Regions from separate parts of the Homo sapiens genome. Here region 1 is linked to region 2. A link is a contact called in ENCODE Hi-C or POLR2A ChIA-PET data. All regions are on one chromosome and are shown on one strand. Each heading gives the region's core, a stretch centred on a gene start or an enhancer-like site at or near the end of the contact. The rest is flanking DNA. Distances are from core to core; before and after follow the strand shown. Region 1 has its middle 26 kb from the start of KCNA6-AS1. Region 2 holds the start of KCNA6 (potassium voltage-gated channel subfamily A member 6).

Region 1 (6,379 bases), core at 64-2,563, 49 kb before region 2:
TGATGTTCCGGGTCAGCTCCAGCACTGGAGAAGGCTGCGAGGGAGACAGGGGAGGAGAGGGTCCTTCAAGGACAGAGGAAGGATCAGAATCTCAATCTGCAGCAAACACCTCTCTCCATTCCCTGACTTGTGGTCATTGGGCCCTGCCTGGTCCAAGCAGCCAGGCAGTGCTCAAGACAGCAGCACGGAGCAGCAGATCCCTGGGTTGGCAATAGGAGCCTTGAAGAGTGGCCGCAGGGATCCAGGGATGGAGAGGCCTCCCAGGCATGGGTGCACCGCCCTGCAGAGGCCCTAAGGATGTGTACTCAGTGGAAGCTGGAGTCAGGACCAGATCTGATGCTGAAAGTACCTGTGAGCCAAATAGCTCGGAATGACTAAGGGGTGAGGGAGATGCTCTCTCTTGAAGAGCCACTGCTTCTGCATTCAACAAAGGTGAAAAGGAACCCTTTTGGGAACTGTCACTCAGAAAAGTCAGAACTCCTATCCAGGACTTGAGTGCAGGAGAAGGGGAGCCCCATGGACTTCTTTGTGTAAGATCCTTTCTGTGGCTGGCAGTGAGAGAATAGCATAGAGACATGATTTTACCTGCTAAAAATGTTTTAAGGAATATGAAAAGGATGCATACATACACACACACACACACACACACACACACACACACACACACACACACGCTTTTCAATTATGAGAGACAGGGTCTGCTTATTTTGCTCATGCCAGAAAACTATCACAGTAAGCTGGAGAAAAGTCAGGCTGCAGCTTAAGAAGGAAGACTCCTGGTCCCTCTGTTTAGCTGTGATGGGGGCTCCCTCCGAACAGTGAGTTGCATGTGTTGGTCACAGGGACAAGTGAATGTTAGTAAGCTAATGAGATCATTTTTTGGAACTATACGCCAAGTCCTCAAACTAAATGTTTATAGCTAATGTTTTGTTATGATAATTTGCCATTGAGGTGTACACCCTCATGCCCACAAACACACACGTTATGGAAATTTGTTCCTCGAATTAATACCTATGCAGCCCACCATGGATTCTGCACGTCCCAACATCACCTGGGCTCATATCTTATCTCCGAAACCATTAGAAGGCCACTGTCATGCCGAGAAAGGGAACAGAGTGGTTTTTAGGGACTGAAATGCAAGTCCCTGCGGGATCACTTGTTAGAGATTAAGCTGTTTCCAAAGCTGTGGTCCTGGGAAAGAGGCTTAATGAGGGAGAAAGAGGCAGGGACGCCACGGACCGGTTAGGCGGCACGTTCCTGCTCAGCAGGCACTGTGGCTGTTATGCTGCCCTCTGTGGCGGTCAGAATATGCGTGTCCCCAGAAGACAGCAGCTGACAGGGCATGCGGCAGCACTCACAAGAGGTCATGACCCATACTTGTTTGCAAGTTCAAGGCAGGTAAAATAACCTCTCAGTCATTTTTGTCTTCTTAGCCCCAAAACCTGCTTTCCTGTCTTTTTCTCCCTTAGGAATTACTCTGCCTCCCCCACCCCAAGGGACCTCATCCTGACCTATGCCACAACATTCAGGGTTGACAGCCACCTGCAAGCTGGCCAGTCCAAACCCCAGGCATGCCTCCCCTTCTCTCCACGACGCTCCTGGGCAGGGAACATCTGGGTCCCGCCAGCCCAGCCCTCCCTTGCTGGCATTTTGCCCAGCTCCTTTCCCTCTCTCCTGAGCTTACTCTATCTGCAAAGCCAGGAGAGCGACCTGTGTTTCTTCTCATACTACAGGTCACCCGCGGCATAAACGGCTTAATGTGGATGTACTTTAAGGAAAGGGAGGAAAACCAAACAACTTAGAAAATCAACCATCCCCCCTCCCTGCCAAGCCTTGGTTCTCGACGGTGTCTGTGCACATCAAGATTGCAGCGATGTGCGGGGGCCTCGGGCACGCAGTGTTGCAGTATTTTCTGAAAGGCTTTGCTCGCTCTCTTCAGTACTTTTCCTCTTCTCACAGCCTGGAGCCTGCAGAGAAATAGCCCTGGTTCCCCCTAGTGGCAGAAGCTCATAGCGCCGACCTGGGACACTTCCCACGATCGTGGTAATTAGCCAGTAGTTTAGTTACAACCACACTCTCATTAACTAACAGCGGGAGAAGAGACTGTCCCTGTTTCCTTGGAGACCTAGCAGCGCGTGCTTCTATTGCATTGACTGTTCCTGTAAGCTCAAAAGCCCCCAGGTTGTTATCGCATAGTGTTTACTGCATTGGATGGAGACCAAGACCTGGTAACACTGTGTTCCCCGCCGGTGCTTCTCAAAGTGTGGTCCTTGACCTATGCATCAGCATCACCTGGGAGCTGGATAGAAATGCAAATTCTCAGGCCTCTTACGCCTACTGAGTCCATAACTCGGGGGTTCAGAGCCCAGGAATCTGCATTTTGACAAGTTCTCCAGCTGATTCTGATCCACAATGAAGAATGAGGACTGACCTAGACAAAGCATGCCCTGGTATTTTGTTCCTATTAATAACCAGAAACAGCTGGGCACAGTGGCTCACACCTGTTATCCCAGCACTTTGGGAGGCCGAGGCAGGCAGATCACCTGAGGTCAAGAGTTTGAGACCAGCCTGACCAACATGGAGAAACCCCATCTCTACTAAAAATATAAAATTAGCCGGGCGTGGTGGCACATGCCTGTAATCCCAGCTACTCAGGAGGCTGGAGATTCGCTTGAACCCGGGAGGCGGAGGTTGCAGTGAGCCAAGATCACGCCATTGCACTCCAGCCTGGGCGACAAGAGGGAAACTGAAAAAAAAAAAAAAAACAGAGACTTTTCCCATTAAAGAGCTAAACAAAAGGAAGTGGAAAGATACTTCTTCCTTGTTCCAAGCAATATGTACCCAATATGATTCCAATCAATAACATTTATGTATTGACTGGAATGAGAAATGCCTTCTCCCAGGTTTGTCTCTAAGGAGATTCCCCTACTCCCCCCATCGTCATCCACTTCGTCATCTAAACCCGCCTTGGAATGGAGTCACTGAAGCATCTCCAAGAGATGAAGCAGTACTTGGAAATTAAAAGCAGTGAGGACTCTGTCACCAGCAGGCGAGGTGGCCTCACAGAGCCCCCTGAGCTGGCACCGGCTGGCACAAGGTAAGCAGGACCAAAAAAGAAACCAGACACCAGGCAAGTGACTGTTGACACAGGAAATGTAAGCCTTAGCCCTGTGCTTGCACTTTTCCAGCCTAGTGCTGTGAAATGCATAAATTACTGTCAACATTGTTGAGCTCAGAAGGGCTCAGCATCACTTTGATGAGTTGACTGGTTCTAAGAGGCCAATCTCATTTTATTTTAACCAGTATTTTTTTTTTAAATGCTTGCTTATGTGGGAGATGGGGGCCGCTTTTAATATGCTTCAGACTGCGGAAAGTAGCAAGTTGGTGACAAATGACCCATAACACAGGAGGAAAAACTGAACGTACCACTGTCTATTGCAGGAGGAAACCTGGAGATCACCTAAATCAACTTCCCGCTTGCCAGAGGGGGAAACCAAGGCCCTGAGTGGAAGACTGACACCAGAGGAAAAAGGGTTGCATACAAGGTCACCTTCCATGTCTCCCCTCCTCACTCCGGGTCCAGTGATCAGGTAGGCGTTCAAAATAATTCAGCCTGATTCTTAGCCTGGTGAGATTCAAGAAAATCTGTAAGCAAGTGGTATTTAATTTGACTTGGAAAATCATTTTTCCAAAGGACACCTGATCCCTTTGCTGTGTTATATCCTGGTCCCTACAGATAATATCCCTCCACAGAGCACACTGAGCCAAAGTTCCCAGGGCGTCCAGCCTCTGCGTGGAGTTTCCAGGAACACTTCCTGCTGCTTCCTCTACGACCTCTTCCTGGAAGTTGCAGGCACCCATAAGCAAGGACTCTCTAAGATGTCCACTTGCTTTCACAGGCCAGGAGATCGGGAGCCTTTGAGGCCTCAGCTCCCCTACATCTACTTGGAATCCCCGAGCAGCCACCTTTACTTCTGCACCCAATACCTCCGGCGGAGTGGGGCAGAAGGGCAGGTGATTGCCCCTTAACTGGTCATCCAGCCACATCTGGACGGCTGGCCGCACCTCTGTCAAAGGGGAAGAGAATCCGGCAGCCCCTTAGGAAGGCAGTGCTGACTCCTAGCCCTGAGTAGGTTCACACCGCAGGCTGGGTTGGTCCTTCCCTGTGAGCTCTTCCAACAGGCATGGCTTACCCCAGGGCAGCACTGAGCGTCTAGGGAGAAATATTAAATACAAGTGGTGATGTCTCCCTCTAGTGGAGAGTAGTCAGAATGCGAATGTGGCTCTGAATCTTCAAGGAAGGCAGGAAGGGCTCTGCTGGAAGCTACAGGGCTGATGTGTGCGGCTCAAAGATTCTCATGCCTCATGACCTGAGGGCCATGTGTGTGGCCCTCAGGTCACACACACAGCTTCTAGAGGAAGCTGTGTGTGTGTTTGTTTGTTTGTTTCATCATGTCCAGCACGTGGAGGCCTTGGCCATAAAGACAATCACTCTTCATCCCATAAAGACAATCAATCACTCTTCATCTCTGACTGTAGCCTCACTGTCAGCCACAGGTGGGCTTGAAGCCAGAGCTCCTGGAGTGCTGCTCCCCTACCTTGGAAGCCTCTTTCAGCCCCGCCTCGCCGTGAACCAACCACCCTCCCTTCCCTGAAGCTTGCTTTCCTCCGTTTGCTAGGGGGTGTGGTATGCAGGTCCACCCACTGACCTCCCATCTCTAAAATGTTCTGACACACAAGGACTCCACAGAGATGACTGAATGAGTTCATGGTTCATTGTTCATCTAAGAGGCAGCCAGGAGAACTGTTCATGGCCTTCTACACTTGGAGGGAGCGCGGCAGCCACACGCACTTTCACGAACATCACCGCACTTTGCTGTCGCGATGACCATCAGATTCACCTTATCCTCACCTCTCCCACTTCGCCCCAGCCACCAGGTTGGCTTTGTGTTCTGAGATTGAGCTAAGAGAGATAGGTCCTTCTCTGCAGCCCACAAAGCCAAAGCAGGCCCAGGGTTCAATCAGGGCTGTTGGCTTGGCCTAGGAGCCCCATGAAACTGAAGCTGAGGAATTCCAGTCTTCCTTAGCAGAAAGGGAAAGTCTGTGTGACCCATCCCATAATAGTGATGATAATAATGATGATGGTTAACACTTAGGCATGCTTCCCGCCAGGCAGGCACAGGAAGCACTGTGCTTACAGCAACTCACTTAATCATCCCAGCAACCCTATGTCACAGGTCATCCCAAAAACCTGCCACTCTTGCCTGGACCCAGAATCACTGTAATAAGAGCCAGAGTCACCTGGTTATTATAACTTCCTGCCACAGAGCATGGATGCTTAACAGGTGTGGAATTTACATGCATCTCCCTAGCCAAGAGGAGAGGGCTTCCATTTTCCAGCATGGACTTAGAAATCGGTTCACCCTTGGTTATTCTCATGACAGTTACTAATCTCAGAATTACTAAGTGGGAAGAGACACTGGAGATGATCTGGTCCATTTCCCCATTTCCCAGGTGAGCTAACTAGGGAATGAAGATGTGGAGTGCTGATGTGAATCCCACAGTGAGGTAGTGGCAGGGCTGCGGCTGCCCCCCAGCTCTCTATGCTTCAGCCCAAAGCTTTTCCACTCTCCCATGCTGTGGCCGCCATGTACTCGAGTGAATTAACAGCCCTGAGGTCTGCCCTTCGACAGCCCAGGAAGCTCCATGGTCATCAGCCAGCCCAGCTGAGCTCTGGAAGCAGAATCTTTCAAATATCAGCCTACAGCACCCAAGAGTGTCCTGGCAAATTGTTTCTCTGTTACCTCACCCTGAAAATAAAGACAAGAGTCACCCCTGGAGAGACACATTCCAAAGACAAGCAGACGCAGAGGGCAGGGCCAGCTGGAGGGCAGCCTGGGCCATCAGCCCTCCTGCTCGCATCATGGTGGGGGGCCATCCCCCATTATCTGTCCACTCTGGAAGAGACCACCCTGGCCCCTCCTCAGGAGCTATGATGGAGGTGTTCTCAGCCTCCTACTGGTTTTTCTTCTTTTCTCCAGAATGGTTTCAGGTCCTTCTGCTGAGGCACTCCACATACCCAGCTTTCCCTTCCCCACCACCTCTATCCCAGAGTATTTGGTGTCCTGCTTCCCATTTTGGAGTAGCTTCCAGCAGATGTCACTTGCCAGCTGGAGTCAGTGCCAGTCATATCCCCAACTTTCCTAGGAGTGGCTAGGTGGAAGGAGCACCTTCCAGATAGTCTGTCTCTACGGCTCTGTCGCCATAGACTTGGTGGCATTTCCCTGGCCCGAGGGTACTTTAGGGTTCTCTAGCTACTTTCTTGTGGGTGCTCTGTCACATGGCCAGCCAAGAAGCAGACCTGGCCTGCTCTAGTGTG
Region 2 (6,460 bases), core at 897-3,396:
CGTGGGTATACTGGCCTTGCTCCTCCTGCTCCGTCTCCCGGTGGTAGAAGTAGTTGAAGTTGGAGACGATGACGGGCACAGGCAGGGCAATGGTGAGGACCCCAGCGATGGCACACAGCGAGCCCACGATCTTTCCCCCCACAGTCATGGGGTACATGTCCCCGTAACCTACCGTGGTCATTGTAACCACTGCCCACCAGAAGGCATCCGGGATGCTGGGAAAAAGCGAATCGTCATCGTCAGCCTCTGCGAAGTAGACGGCACTGGAGAAGAGGATGACCCCGATGAAGAGGAAGAAGATGAGCAGCCCCAGCTCCCTCATGGAGGCCTGCAAGGTCTTGCCCAGGATCTGCAGCCCCTTGGAGTGGCGGGAGAGCTTGAAGATGCGGAACACCCGGACCAGGCGGATGACTCGGAGGATGGCCAGGGACATGGCCTGCTGCCCATTCTGGCCGCCTCCTCCACTGGCTGGTTGCTGCTCCTGCTGCTGCACCAGCTCAGTGCCCAGGGTGATGAAGTAGGGGAAGATAGCCACCAAGTCAATGATGTTCATGATGTTCCGGAAGAAGGCCGGCTTGCTAGGGCAGGCGGAGAAGCGCACCAGGAGCTCAAAAGTGAACCAGACAATGCACAGCGTCTCCACCAGAAAGAAGGGGTCTGTAAAGAAGGAGCCCCCAAGAGTACTGAGTGAGGAGGAGCCCCCGGTCCCCATTTCCCCAGGGGTGATGCCATGATGAAATGTGTAGGAATCGTCTTCATCCTCCTCTTCCTCCTGACTCCCCCTGGAAACTGGGGAGACTCGACTCACACCACCATTGTTTCCACCTCGACCATCTACACGGAACTGGGGTAAGGTCTCCAGGCAAAAGATGACTATGGAGATGAGAATGACCAACACGGAGACGATGGCGATGCCCCTGGCCGGCCCAGAGCTCTCTGGGTACTCAAAGAGCAGCCACACCTGGCGCTGGAAGGGCTGGGAGGGCAGCGGCTTCTCGTCCTCGCCACCTTCGGGCAGGCAGCCCTCGTCCTCCCGGAAGGCCGCCAGGGCCTCGTCCCCCAGCTGGTAGAAGCGGATCTCCTCCAGGAAAATGTCCAGGGGCACGTTGACCGGCCTCCGCAGGCGGCCCCCAGACTGGTAGTAGTAGAGGATGGCGTCGAAGCTGGGCCGGTTGCGGTCGAAGAAGTACTCGTTCCTCAGGGGGTCGAAGAAGCGGACTCGCCGGCCAGGGTCTCCGAGCAGCGTGTCCGGAAACAGCGACAGGGTGCGCAATTGTGTCTCAAAGCGCAGCCCGGAGATATTGATCACCAGCCGCTCGCTACTACAGCAGCCCCCGCCCCCGCCGGCCTCCGGGAAGTCTCCCGCATCCTGTTGCTCTCCCTCCGGCCCACGGACCTCCCCCGGCGCCGCCAGCGTAAGGGATTTCTCCGATCTCATGCCCCCTCGGAGGTGCGCTCCCCGCCACTAGGACGGCGCCCACGACACAATCTCTGGAGCGCGGCACCCGCTCCCCAGCTCCCGGCTGCGCCCTCTTTAGGGTGGGGCCCGCGCTCCTCCCGGTTCGCGGTCTGACCTGGCCGTTGGGTCCGTGAGCCCTAAAGCCCTGGTCCCTGCAAGGCTGGGTCTGGGGAGGTGACCTGGGCGCTGGGGATTTGGTTCTGCGCTTCCCGTTACCCGCGCCCGGGTGCTAGAGCTTACTGGGATGCCCGGAACCGCACACAGGCGCGTGTGAAATTGGCTGCCCGAAAAGACGCGTGGCTTCGCCCCCAGCGGTGCCTGAGACCCGGCTCCCGGACGCAGAGGTCCGCCCTCCAGCCGGGCTAGCTCTTCCCAGTTCCCACTGCGCTCCTCCAGCCGCTCCGGACCCCCGGCTGCCGCTGGTACCGAAGCGCCAGATGCGCCTCCCTCCGGCTCGGCAAAGACTCCTGGCGGGGCTCGGCCTCCGCCCTGCGTCCACCGCGGGGCTGGGTCCGGCCAAGGTCGCGGTTCCGGCCGCCACAGCCGCCACCTCCTCCCTAGGAGCCGCGCCGCAGGCCTCGCAGAGGGCCCGGGGCTGCCCCGGCGCCCGAGCGCGGGGACCCACCTCCCCACGGCTCAAGGCTTCGCTGCCGCCGCCGCAGCTGCAGCGGCTCGGCTCTCCGCTCTGCCCTTCCTTCCCAACACACACTCTCCAAGTGACGTGGCAGGCCCCGCCTGCTGCCCCCTCCCACCCCACTCCCACATCACACCCCTCGCCCAGCCAGGGGCTGCCGCGAGCCAGGGCGCCATGGAAATAGACGCACACTTGCCTCACCAGTAAGCTTTCCCGCGCTCTCCTGGCACGCCTCTCGCTTTCACACGTTCACATTCGCGCCCCCCTCCACAAGCGCCGGCACCCTAATACCACACCCCCTCCACCCCCGCAGTCGGCTCTTCTCATTTCAATTTACCGAGTTGACCTGCGCAGTGTATTTCATCAATAAGAAGACACACCCCGCCCCACCACACAATACGGAGCACTGTGCATCCACTCATACAGAAATCTAAAGAAAACATTAAATCATACATTCTTCTGTCTTCAGGAAGACCCGTTTGCCAACCTCTCCAATATCTACAGGAAAAAAAAAATAGAGAAAGTATTTTTGAGATGCCTTGAGAGCTTCCGATTTAAATTCCAATATAATTCTCCGTCTACCTTTGCAAGCCTGGGAGGGCGGGGCTGCAACTCTCCCAGAATTGCAAAGGGATGGTAGAGAAAGGGTGGCAAGTCAATCAATGCCTTTCCCATCAGAAGATTTCCAGGGGAGTCCTGAGAGCCTGAGGCAACAACCCCAGTGAGGAAGGACCCAGAAGATGGAAGCACCTCAGAGATACCTCAGCCCAGGGCACAGTGCACCCTGGGGATCCTTTGCTCCCAACCACCCCGAAGGATGCATCTGGAATTTCTGCTTATTGGGTGACCAAAAAAAGGGAGAAGAGGGTGAGTGGAAAAGGGGTATGTAAGAGTGTTGATTGAAAAAATAATAGCTACATTTACTGGGCATTGAATATGTGCCAGCCACATTCTAGGTGCTTTCCCAGAAAGATGTCCTCTCCTTGTAGGCCATGTTACAACAAAGACCCCTTTGGCAGTACTGGAGTAGGGCAAAGTTTGTTGTTAGGGACCAGCTGACTCTTCCCTAACTCTCCAGCAAGAAGGTGATAAGAATGGTTTTCCATCCATTTCTGTCTTTCTTCACGAGACCAGACAAGTTGGGGTCTGGTAGAGGAAGACTCAACTGATCTTTTCAGACTGACACTTCCAGGTAGGGTTGACATTTGCTTCTCTGTGCCTCAGTTTCCTCTTTTCTGGCTGGCTGTAGCCAAAATGAATTGGCTAACAACTACAAAGTGTTTTTGTGTAGCTTCTGGTGCATATTAGATCATTAGTATGCATTCATTGAGGTTAATGATGAGAATGACACATAAAGGTGCTCTCAAACCACAGGATGCATCTGAGAGTTCTTTGTATTGCACGGAGTATTTTAAAACCACAGTGGTTCTCAGCAGCATTCACTCTCAGAGAGTTGGAGGAAGGAGAGAACCAAGGCTCCTGGATGTGTCGGGAAGGGATCAGGTGTTGAGTGGGTAAGAAATGTGCTAGTATTAGAACTCACTGCATGCTCATTCTCCAGTCTTGCTCCTCACCAGTTGAGCCAGGCAACAGCCTCTGCTCCCTTTCTGTGCTTGCACAGCTGATTTCTGGCACCAACGCCCTGTGGGCTTTTTTGATCCCCCAGGATAGAAATCAAAAGAGATCACAGCATACAGTAGCAAAGAGAAAGATTTTATGAAAGCTTATGGACATAAGGGACCAAACACCAAGAAAGGAAGTGGGTTGCTCTCCAAAGTCAAGGTGTGGGTTCCCTTTGTGGAGGTCTGCAGTAAGGGGAAGTCAGGGCATGTAGAGGTGAGGTTTTTCGGGCACATGTACGGTGGCTTAAGATGCTGCTTCATACAACATATGTCTCATTAGCATCTTAAATCTCCACCTGTGGGCATGATTTTTAGTACTAAAATAAGGAAAAGTTCATGATGAGGTGAAAGTTAAGCCTAGCTAGGCACGTAGGGCCTCAGAAAGGTCCTTAGTTCTCTAAAGCAAGGGGTTAATTAATTTGTGGTTAATAGCTTCTTGGGCCTTTGATGCTGACTGGCTGGGAGTTACAGCTTGAGTAAAGGGCTTTTGTTCTTTTTTCTCCAAACCACATCACAACAGGAAAGCAGCCAGCTTGCCCATCTCATGCTTGCCTGTCTCATTTCCACTCCTTTCTCTCACCTTGCATGTTTCCGTGAAGGGAGAGAAAGCAAGTACATGGAGTCATCCAGCGGAGTTTTCTCACTTACAGACTATGTAATTAAGCCATTTAGACTCCACACAAAAGTTGCTCTGTTTAAAAAATCTTTTTGAAAGAAAAGAAAAAAAAGGAAACCAACAGCAAATACACTATAGAAGATACTCTTTACCCCCATCCAGTTATCTGTCACTTTACCCTTATCCAGTTATCTGTCATTATTTTCTGAGTCATAAATTGACTAACCCCTGATTCTTTTTGTTTTTGTTTTCAAATTCATAATGAATGATTCATTTGCAGGTTTGTTTTCATCATTGCCATTTTTATTCACGAGACTGTCAACTAGGTCAGTAATTCTTCAAAACCAATCCTGGCAAAGCATGGGAAGGAACCTTCGTTCTGCAGAAGCGTACACACCCTGATAAGGTGTCAAGAACCTCCGTTTGAGTACCCCTCGGGTTAAGCCTGACTGGGCTGCCGGCCACCCTTCAGGCAGAGCTGATGTTCTGTGATGACCTTCACATCAAGCATGAGGTCGTGCCCCAAGAAGGGTTTCACTGTGCCCAGGGAGGTTCCCCTGAGAAGGACAAGCCATTGGCAAATTCATGAATCAGAGTTCTGTTTTTAGTTCTTTTGTGAAATAGACTCATTTCTTAGCTTAAGAAAAACCCTATGCCTAGATCATTCCCCCCAAGCGTATGTTAAGGATGAGTACAATCACACCTTCAGAAATGCCAGTTCCCAGGTGAAGGAAGACACAGCTCCATCCATAAACACTGCCAAGTGGCTTCCAATGGCAGGGGATTTTTCCCCAGCATTCACCAAGCACCAATTTCATGCCAGCACAGATTTTGTTGTTATTTTTTGTTGTTGTATCCAGATTCAGATGTTTGCCATGGTCATAGCAATCATTCATTTATTTAAAAAGTATATATTGAGCAGCTACTGAGTGCCAGCATGGTGCCAGGTGCTGAGGATTTAGCAGTGATCTATACAAAATATCTGCTTTGATAAGCATACATTTTCATGTAATAAATTACATTATAGACAGAAAATTTTAACAGTAGACAATAAGGAAAATAATTCCATATTGCAGTAAATGCCTTGAGGAGGATAAATGGGATGCCATGTCAGAAATGAACTTGGGGACTCAACTTTGCAAGGGTAGCTGGAAAAGTTCCCTCTGAAGAGGTAGTATTTCAACTGACAATCCAAAGAGGAGAATGGAGCCTGGCACGGTGGCTCATGCCTGTAATCCCAGCACTTTGGGAGGCTGAGGCAGGTGGATCACCTGAGGTTAGGAGTTCAAGACCAGTCTGACCAACATGGCAAAACTCTGTCTCTACTAAAAATGCAAAAATTATCTGGGCATGGTGGAGGGCACGTGTAGTCCCAGCTACTTGGGAGGTTGAGGCAGGAGGATCGCTTTAACCTGGGAGGTGGAGGTTGCAGTGAGCCGAGATTGTACCACTGCACTCCAGCCTGGGTGACAGAGGGAGATTCTGTCTCAAAAATAGATAAGAGAATGGGGCCACAGTGCCAAATGCAGGGAAGAGCATTCCAGACTGACAAGTGCAAAAGCCCTGAGCTAGAAAGGTCATGGGTGTTCAAGGTCAAAAAGAAGGCCGTGCGCTGGGAGGAGAATGGGCAAGGGAAAGGGAGGTGCAAGATAAGATTGAAGAATTAGCAAGGGTACCATCTTATAGGGTGAGGTGTTCAGGTTTTATCTTAAGGGCGGTATGAAGCCAATGATGGTTTTCAAGCAGAGGAGAGACGTGATGTGATTTACTTAGAGGCTGGGAGGGGAATGAATTATGAAGAGGTAGAAGAAGAAATAGAAAGACCAGGAAATTGCAGTCGTCTGGGGAAAAGATGATGGTGACTTGGGCCAGAGAAAGGTAGAGTCAGTAGAGATAGAGTGGAGAGGAGGTGAGGAGAACTGAGGAGGTATGTTTAGATGATAGAATCAGCAGGAATTAGTCATCAATAAAACATGAGAAATAAGCAGCCAATGCCAAGCTCAAGCAACTAGGCAGGTAGGTGTCGCCCTTTACTGAGAAAGGGAAGACAAGGGGTTAAACAAGTTGGGATGCGTCAAGACCTCACCTTTAGATGTTTTACATTGGAGAGGGAAATTATACATGCAAAT

The links. A loop is a pair of places that touch in the nucleus more often than their neighbours do. ChIA-PET counts read pairs that join two places held with the same protein, here RNA polymerase II (POLR2A). Pooled maps may share reads with other maps.
Region 1: a pooled map shows a loop between it and region 2 (2.1-fold over the local background). The contact joins the enhancer-like site here to the promoter of KCNA6 in region 2. A Hi-C loop is called at or near these places in 1 of 168 maps with a recorded cell type or tissue (naive thymus-derived CD4-positive, alpha-beta T cell) and 9 of 50 pooled maps. POLR2A ChIA-PET finds 5 or more read pairs at or near these places in 3 of 52 experiments (OCI-LY7, Panc1 and activated B cell).

The regions. Positions count from the first base shown.
Region 1 is chr12:4,853,510-4,859,888 of GRCh38, reverse strand. No RefSeq gene overlaps it. Among named protein-coding and RNA genes, the nearest start is that of KCNA6-AS1, 26 kb to the right of the region's middle. RefSeq lists enhancers at 1,872-2,166, 1,695-2,338, 4,194-4,243, 4,254-4,303, 5,777-6,277. Within about 2 kb of position 1,313, at least 3 of the 41 ENCODE cell types and tissues checked have a DNase peak (open chromatin) inside an H3K27ac peak, as active enhancers do.
Region 2 is chr12:4,805,020-4,811,479 of GRCh38, reverse strand. KCNA6 (potassium voltage-gated channel subfamily A member 6) reads right to left here and starts at 2,146. Exons shown (of 1, transcript NM_002235.5): 1 at 1-2,146. The coding sequence starts at 1,438. KCNA6-AS1 (KCNA6 antisense RNA 1) reads left to right here. Exons shown (of 3, transcript NR_199077.1): 3 at 4,612-6,460.